Linked DNA regions of Homo sapiens: region 1 is linked to region 2. A link is a loop called in an ENCODE intact Hi-C map of the cell type or tissue named here. Cell type or tissue: heart right ventricle. All regions are shown on one strand.

What was found. Hi-C counts contacts between places; a loop is a spot of excess contacts. Peaks named below come from ENCODE experiments on the same cell type or tissue, not always from the same donor. Only the 100,000 strongest peaks of a DNase experiment are listed, where the experiment ranks them.
Region 1: a loop joins it to region 2, with 2.0 times the contacts of the local background. A loop is called at or near these places in 16 of 110 quality-filtered maps.

The regions. Positions count from the first base shown.
Region 1 is chr1:165,843,243-165,847,242 of GRCh38, reverse strand. The region is part of intron 1 of UCK2 (uridine-cytidine kinase 2); the gene reads right to left. Among named protein-coding and RNA genes, the nearest start is that of UCK2, 18 kb to the right of the region's middle. In heart right ventricle, no CTCF peak of the experiment used is centred here; no DNase peak of the experiment used is centred here.
Region 2 is chr1:165,894,606-165,898,605 of GRCh38, reverse strand. It overlaps UCK2 (uridine-cytidine kinase 2), which reads right to left. Exons shown (of 7, transcript NM_012474.5): 4 at 2,274-2,416. Among named protein-coding and RNA genes, the nearest start is that of MIR3658, 11 kb to the left of the region's middle. RefSeq lists an enhancer at 1-85. In heart right ventricle, no CTCF peak of the experiment used is centred here; a DNase peak (open chromatin) is centred at 2,194; H3K27ac peaks cover 3,236 bases.

The sequences.
Region 1 (4,000 bases), 51 kb after region 2:
ATTTTATTGATGAGGAAAATTGACACACAGCGAGTAACTTTGCCCAAGATCATTTCACTAGGAAGTGGTACCACTGAGACAGTGTGATTTGTCTTTTTATACCATATACTTTTTTTTTTTACTTTTACCAAAGTAATAACCTATATGTTAAGTTTTTAACAATATACAAGCACACACACACTTCACAGCAGCAGCAGCCTCATTAACTGGCCAGTTAAATGAGGGTGTGAGCTATCTCCACTCTACATGATACAAAGCTCACAAGGGGACAAAGGCAGTCATGACATTGCTGTCACACCACAACATGAGATTTAATATGAACAGGTGCCCCCGCATACAGGCTAAGCCCATACATCCACCTGATGAGTGCAAACCCCTGTTCTTCACTGAGGAACAGTCCAAACTGCCCTCTCTCATTTTATTCCCACTGATATCATTTTCTGGGACTAGGAATAAAAAGGAAAAACATGTTCTAATCCCTAAATCAAGTCAGCTTCCAGGATCCTTGTTGCCAACTTGACAAAGAATACACCTATATCAAAAAGTGTTCGTGCTTATCCTCATCCTGGGATCTGACATGAAACACTCTCCCCAGTGAAATGTGAAATGCACACTTAACTAAATTCTACATGTGGTTTCAGAAGATAGATAGCCCTTCTGACTCCTATCCATGGATCCCAGGCTAATCTAAAAACTCTTGACCTACAGGTAAACTGTCTGCTACCACCAGAGAGAAACAGAAGGAAAGATAAGACTTGACCAACTTCCAGATGTTTTGTTTTGTTTTGTTTTGTTTAAAAAAAAGGGCAGTCTCTTTTTTCTTATCAGCACAGTTATAGAAACTAGGAAAAGACCACAGTCAAAATCCCATACCCATAGGAATTCAATACCTGTAGGAATCCAGGGACATTAAATAAATTTTAAAATGTTGTGGTTTTTTAGAGACAAAGTCTCACTCTACTGCCAATGTTGGAGCACAGTGGCACAATCATAGCTCACTGTAACCTCAAACTACTGGGCTCAAGTGATCCTCCCACCTCAGTCTCTAGAGTAGCTAGCTAGGCCACAGGTGCCACACTCAGCTAATTTTTTTTACTTTCTTTTTTAATTTTCTGTAGAGACAAGATCTCACTGTGTTGCTCAGGCTGGTCTGGAACTCCTGGGCTCAAGTGATCATCCCACCTCGGCCTCCCAAAGCACTGGAATTACAAGCATGAGCCACTGCACCTGGTCAACTTTCTTTGCAGGGCATGACAGCCAGTGAGAACGCACAGAATGCTGGGCACAGTGGCTCATACCTGTAACCCCAACACTTTCGGAGGCCGAGGCAGGAGGATCACTGGAGTACAGAGTTAGATATCAGCCTGGGCAAAAAAGTGAGACTCCATCTCTAAAAAGAATTTTAAAATTAGCTGGGCATGGTGGCACACTCCTATAGTACCAGCTACTCAGGAGGCTGAGGCAGGAGGATTGTTTGGGTCCAGCAAGTTGAGGCTGCAGTGAGCAGTGATCATGCCACTGCACTCCAGTCTGGGCAACAGAGCGAGACTGTGTCTCAATCAATCAATCAATGAACAAACAAACAGAAAACAGCAGCTGCTGTCTGCAGGAGCACCCCCTTCCCCAAAATACTGCTGATGAGACTTAAATATTTCCCAAATCTCAAGGAGACTGATATTTAGCTGATGTAAAACAACTCAGATCCAGTTAATTGTTACACAGCTAAAATAATGTCACACCTCAAGGGACATGCTCTCCAAAGAGTTGCGAAGAAAAAAAGTCTGTTTCCCAAGAGAGGTAACATTCATTTTATAAGTACTACATCTGTGCATAAATATATATTTGTAATTGAAAAGGAAAAGCTTTATGAGGAAAACAAATTACAGCAACTAACCTCTGAGGAAGAGTGCGCCAAGAAGATGTAGGAAAAAAACCAAAGTGCCTTTCCTACCCTCTACCGTGCACAGAATATTTCACCTCTGGTCACCAAAACGTATGGCGATTTCTCCCCACCAGCAACCAATCAATTCATCAGCAGACACCAGCTGGATGTCCTGTAATTCAATTCTGACACGATCTACCTGGAGAGAGCGCCAGATCCCACAGGCTGAGGGCTCAGTCCCCAAGACTGCCCCATACTTCAGATGCCAATGGCAGGTCCCAGGTTGTGACCTGTGCTTCTGACAGAGGTTTTTAAATCAGGGTTCTCATGACCCCTCCTCAGGTTCGATTAATTTGCTAGCTTGGCTCACTGAGCTCAAAGAAACACTTACTTATGTTTACCCATTTATTATAAAGGGAACAATTTATTATAAAGATTATAAAGGAAACACAGGAACAGCCAGATTAAAAAGACGCAAAGGGTGAGGCATGTGGGAAGGGTGCAAAGCTTCCACACCCTCTCGAGGCAGTCACCCTCCAGGAACCCCCACCTGTTCTGCTATCTGGATGCTCATTCAAACACTGTCCTTTTGGGTTTTTATGAAAACTTCGTTACATACGCATCATTGATCACAATGCTGTCATTAGTGATCAGCTCGACCTTCAGCCCCCCTCTCCCTCTCACCTCCCCAGAGGTCAGGGGCATGGGGCTGAAAGTTCTAACACCGTAATCACGCGGTTCGTTCCCTTAGCAACCAGCCACCATCCTGGCTATCCAGGAGCCCACCACAGTTATCTTGTTAGAACAAAAGATGCTCCTATCACCTGGGAAATTCTAAGGGATTTAGGAGCTCTGTTATCACCCAGGAAATTACAAAGGTTTGAGGGTGCTCTGTGTCAGGAACATATTAGAACAAGAGGTTCTCCTAGTGCCCCTATCCACAGGGTTTTAGGAGCTCTGTGCCAGGAATGAGGGGGCAGAGACCAAACACATATTTCTTATTATATCACAGTACCACAGGTGCTGAAGGATTTTATTTTTACTTCTTACTTGGAATACCTCGTGTTCATCCACACTGAATGTCAACTACGAGGAGGGAGCCGTTCTAGGTGCAGGCACTGCAGGAGAAGGCATACGTGCCCTTTCAGGCTTGCACTGAGACTCAATAGAGCAGAGTAGGTTTTTTGGACTCTGAAGCCAAGAGTTTAAATGCCAGCCCCACCTGGCACTCTATACACAGTGGGTACTTAACTCCTTGGTGCTACAGTCTTCCCATGTTGAAATTGGGGATAATTATAGTACCTTACCTGAAAGGGCTGTGAGAGGAAATAAAGGCATTAATACAAATAAAACACTTAGAATAGCACTCAGTATATAGTTAGTGCTCGGGAAGTATTAGCTATTACCAAAAGAAATACATTGAAAAGAGATAAACAATAAACACGTGCAAAATTATTTCAAATGGTATTAGTGATATAAGAAAAAAATAAGGCAGTGGAATCAAGAGAGTTGCAGTAGGCACTCCATTAGTATTAAATCAACATTTTACAAGAACATGTGTTACTTCTGATTAAGAATAAAAAGTGGCAAAGTATGATAAAGGTTGTTCTCCTGTTTTTTAGAGACAGGGTCTCTCCATCTGTCACCCTCAAACTCCTGGCCTCCACAGATCCTCCTACCTCAGCCTCTTGAGTAGCTCCTACTACAGGTGCATGCCACTGCACCTGGCTCATTACTTATTTTTTGTAGAGATGGGGGGTTCTACTATGTTGACAGGCTGGTATCAAACTCCTGGCCTCAAGTGATCCTCCTGCCTTGACCTCCCAAAGTGCTGGGATTACAGGCATTGAGTCATCAGGCATTGAGTCATCAATCCCAGCCAAAAGTTGTCCTTTTTAGTAAGTTAAAAGCCTGTGCCATCCCTCAAAAAACCTGTGGCCTAACGACTTCTTGAAACTCAGTCCTGTCCCTAATTTTTGCCATAAATGTAGGGTTCATTTAAAGATGACTTTTCCCAAAACTATACATGTGAAATTCAGTTTTCAAATCTTAAATTCTGACATGAGAATGAGAAACAAAAAAGACCCAGATGAACTCCCAGGTAATCCAATCTCACAA
Region 2 (4,000 bases):
TGCGAGGCCTCCCTCGGCAGCACTGCATCCCTGAGACTGAGTACCACTGCTGGACTAGTGATGGCATCAGTCCGGGCATCACTAGCTCCTGAGGACATGACCGGAGCAGATCCCCTTGGAGGATCTAACCAGTCTTGTCAGAAAATTCAGAAAACGAACAGCACCGACCCCTTCAGCAGAAGCAGATTTCTGATCTGCCACATAGATATTTATTGACTAATGCACCACCAGGCATTTTACCTGCACTACCTCTCATCTTCACAACTATCCCAGAAGTACCAATCATAAGACCACATTCTAATAGGAAAATGAGATACAAAAAAGTTAAAACACAATTTGCCAATTTGCACAATTTGCCACACATCTAGTAAGTGGTAAAACCAGGATCTCAGCCCAATTCGCTGGACTCTAAAATTTATCTGTCCCTGTGTATCACACTGCCTCTCTAATTTGACAAGCTGACATGGACACTGAGCAGATCAACCAAAGCAGGGCCGGAGTTTGTGGATTAAGGTGACAAGCCAGGCCCTGGGGCAGAAGCATGAGGGGTTGTCAGGCTCAGGGTTCAATTATCTATCCAAAATGACCATGCAACTCTTACCCAGCCAGAGTCGTGACACTAAAAGCAGGCCTGTCTCCCCTGTATTATCCATAAAGAAACCCAAGCCGGGGTGTCGCAAGAGCCTAGTCACAAAGCTAGCTGGGAAGGGCTCTGCTAGAACTAAAAGTCTCCTCCCATTCCATTCTTTTTTCCATCACACAAAACTAACTGTCCCTCACCCCACCTGGGAGCAAGATGTAGCTCCCACTGACTTAATAGCATATGTATCTATTACTACTTAGAAGGGCAAAGCTCAGGACTTGTTTCTGTAGGTTCTACTGGTCTCATGAATAGTTCTTACAATTACGGTGCTAAATGGGATAAACTACAGATCTGTTTCATGAACCGAAAAGAGAAAATTACCCAGACTTTGAAGTCAGAGGGCCCTGGGATACAGCTTATAATATCTGAAACTGTCAATAATGTGTCCTGTGACTAGGAGCTAACCTCGTCATTTCCTGTGTCTCCCTGCCTCTGTCACACAACGGAGACTCAAACCTTCTCACCTTTCATTCCTCTATTCAGTCGCCTCCACCCACTGCCCTTGCTGGGTCCTGGTCGATTCTAACTCTGCTAATACTCTTCTCATCTCAACTCTGCTCCCTCTCCCACCCATCTAAGGACCACAGCCCTGCCTCTCGTCTAGATCAGCAGAGCAGTCTCCAAAGAGCTGCTCCAGCTACAGGCTTCACTTACATTTCCTTTGTCAGAACCAGTGTCCAACACAGAACAGTGGCCACTTCACTTGCCTCGCTCAGAACCTCACAGTGGCTCTCCCTTGCCCACCGAGAACCAGACTAGAGATCTCAGTCTCTAAAACCAGACCCCAACCTACTTTGTAGTGTCTCTTCGTACAACCCTCTGTACACTCCAGGTTCCTGCCACTCTCGGAACAAGCCACTGTCTGTACATCTCTGCCGTGCACCTTCATGGGTTGCCTATAGCGTCACCCTACCCCACCACATCCAAGTCCCAACCCTTCTTCCTCCATGAAGCCTCCCAATCTCTCCTGGTGGAAGCGAACTCTCTGCTGAATACCCTGTAGAGCTCAGTTCACAGGCTGGGCTCCTCTACCAAGGGGCACTGCTGTGCCTTCAGCACACAAGCACAGGGACTTAGCACAGGCAGGCCCACACTTAGTAGGGCCTGCGGAGGGCACAGCTGACTTCCCTCCTGAGCTGACTGGAAAGAGTGATAATGCCTCCATAAAGCCTGCTGGAAAATAAAGGGCTAGAGAAGCAGGCTAACAGGATGAGCTGCCCAGTACTTCAGGCACAGGGGATCCTATCCTCGGGGGTCCTACAGTTAGTTCCCCAAATCAGAGCATCTTCATTTTGATGTCTTATAAACAAATTGCAAGGAACTAAGCATTTAATCAAACTTTTCCAGGCAAAACCAGATGTCAGTGTCTTATTTAGTCTCTGTGACCTCACAAGCCTTTCGTTATCCCAAACAGTAAGTGACTAATCCCTTCTCAAATGTTACCAAGTGTCTGGGCAGCAGGATATCCTGGGGCTGGACTGACGCAGCCGGGCTGGACCATGCGACACACAGCTGCCTCAGGGAAGGCATGGGCTTCAGACTCAGGCGGGTGGGGTCCTGTCACAGGCTCCCAGCTCCCCCGCCCTCAAGGTGGCCACCAACAGGGCCACCTGAGGCTTTTAGAACGCACCTCTGCGTGAGAGCCGGGTGTCCGCATCTGTATCCACAAAAAGCTTCATCTGGAACAGGTCTCGTACCTCCTGGGAGTAGAAGGCCAGGATCCCTTCAAAGAGCACCACGTCTGCGGGATAGACAGTAACTGTCTCCTCCTTCCTGCAAAGCACAGAGCAGATAATGGGCCAAGCCAGGCAGGGGCTAGCAAGGGACAGAGAACAAGGGCCAGAACATCTGGCTGGGCTGGGTTCTGGGTTCCTTGCCCCCACAGACTTCAAGCGGGGGCTAAAGACTTGGCTAATATGGTCTTACAGAGCCCTCGGACCACCACCAAAGAGCCAAGGGTGATCACGGCCGGGACAAAGGTCTCCTTTGACCACTTCTGAGCTTTCACCATGAAACAGAAATACACGGCAGACATCCTTCTCCTTGGAATTAAAAAAACCTGCTGTTGAATGAAGAATAAAGGCAGACAAAAACAGATGTGATTTCTTTTTTTCTCTGAAGGCGTCTCCAGGAATGCTCTCATGGCCTGGCATTTATGGAACCTAACACTCTGAACTTTAAAAACAGAAACTCACAGTTTTCTCTCAACAACTCCATCCCCTCCCCGCCAGTCCTGAGGCAATTGAAAGGAGGGAGGAAAGGACAGAAGGGGAAGGGAAGGAGGGAAAATAAAGAAAAGTTTTGGGAAAGAGGATACAGACGAGAAAGCATTTGTGAGGAAGTACAGAATCCCGACGTCTGTCTGGTCTGGCTCTACCCCAAACCAACAAAGTGGCCACAGGTCAATCCTGAGCTCCCTAGAGCTGCTCTTCCTTATCAATAAAGCAGAAATATGCATGACCTCATCCACCCAACCCACATGGTTGGGTAGCCTAGGGCAGGCACTAATTGTAAACATGACTTTTCTTTCTTTTTCTTGTTTTTGGAGACAGGGTCTCACTTTGTCACCCAGGAGGCTGGAGTGCAGCGGCGCAATCTTGGACTCACTGCAGCCTCAACTTCCCAGGCTCAGGCGATCCTCCCGCCTCAGCCCCCTAAGTGTCTAGGACTACAGATGCACACCACCACCCCAGGCTAATTTTTGTATTTTTGGTAGAAACGGGGTTTTACCATATTGCCCAGGCTGGTCTATAACTCCTGGACTCATGCAACCCACCCACCTCAGCCTCCCAAAGTGCTAGGATTACAGGCATGAGCTACCAAGCTCAACCAACATGACTTTTCAAAAAGCAAGAAGGGTGAAACATTGCTAAACGGTTAGGCGACGGGCTGTCACAGATGGCCTTGCTTGTGCTCAGCTTTGCCTTGCTGCAGCTTTCACTGTGTTTTGTCTTTTGATTCTGTCCTATGCCCACCTTATATGTCACCAACTGCCTCTTGCTCAAAATTCACTGAAAATAGAGAAATAATCATCATTGCAAGGTTTCCACTCACCCTGACTAGCACACTGGCAAACCAAATAAAACAAAGTCTCTTAAAACAGTAGTTCCATCTGTGCAAACATAAGGAGGTCAGTATCAACGGCCAGCTCAAGAGGGTGCCGTTGGAACTCCTTCCCATAAACACTTCCTGATGCCTTCTCAGCTTGGACCAACAGGCTTGTGTCTGAGTTTTAAGGCAGGCACTGCTAGGGTAGCTAGCAAGTGGCAGAACGGGGCAGGGAAGACGGGAAAAAAGGACTAGGATTAGGAAATGCCCTAGAATTGTGGTGTATCTGAGATGCATATCAGAACCATC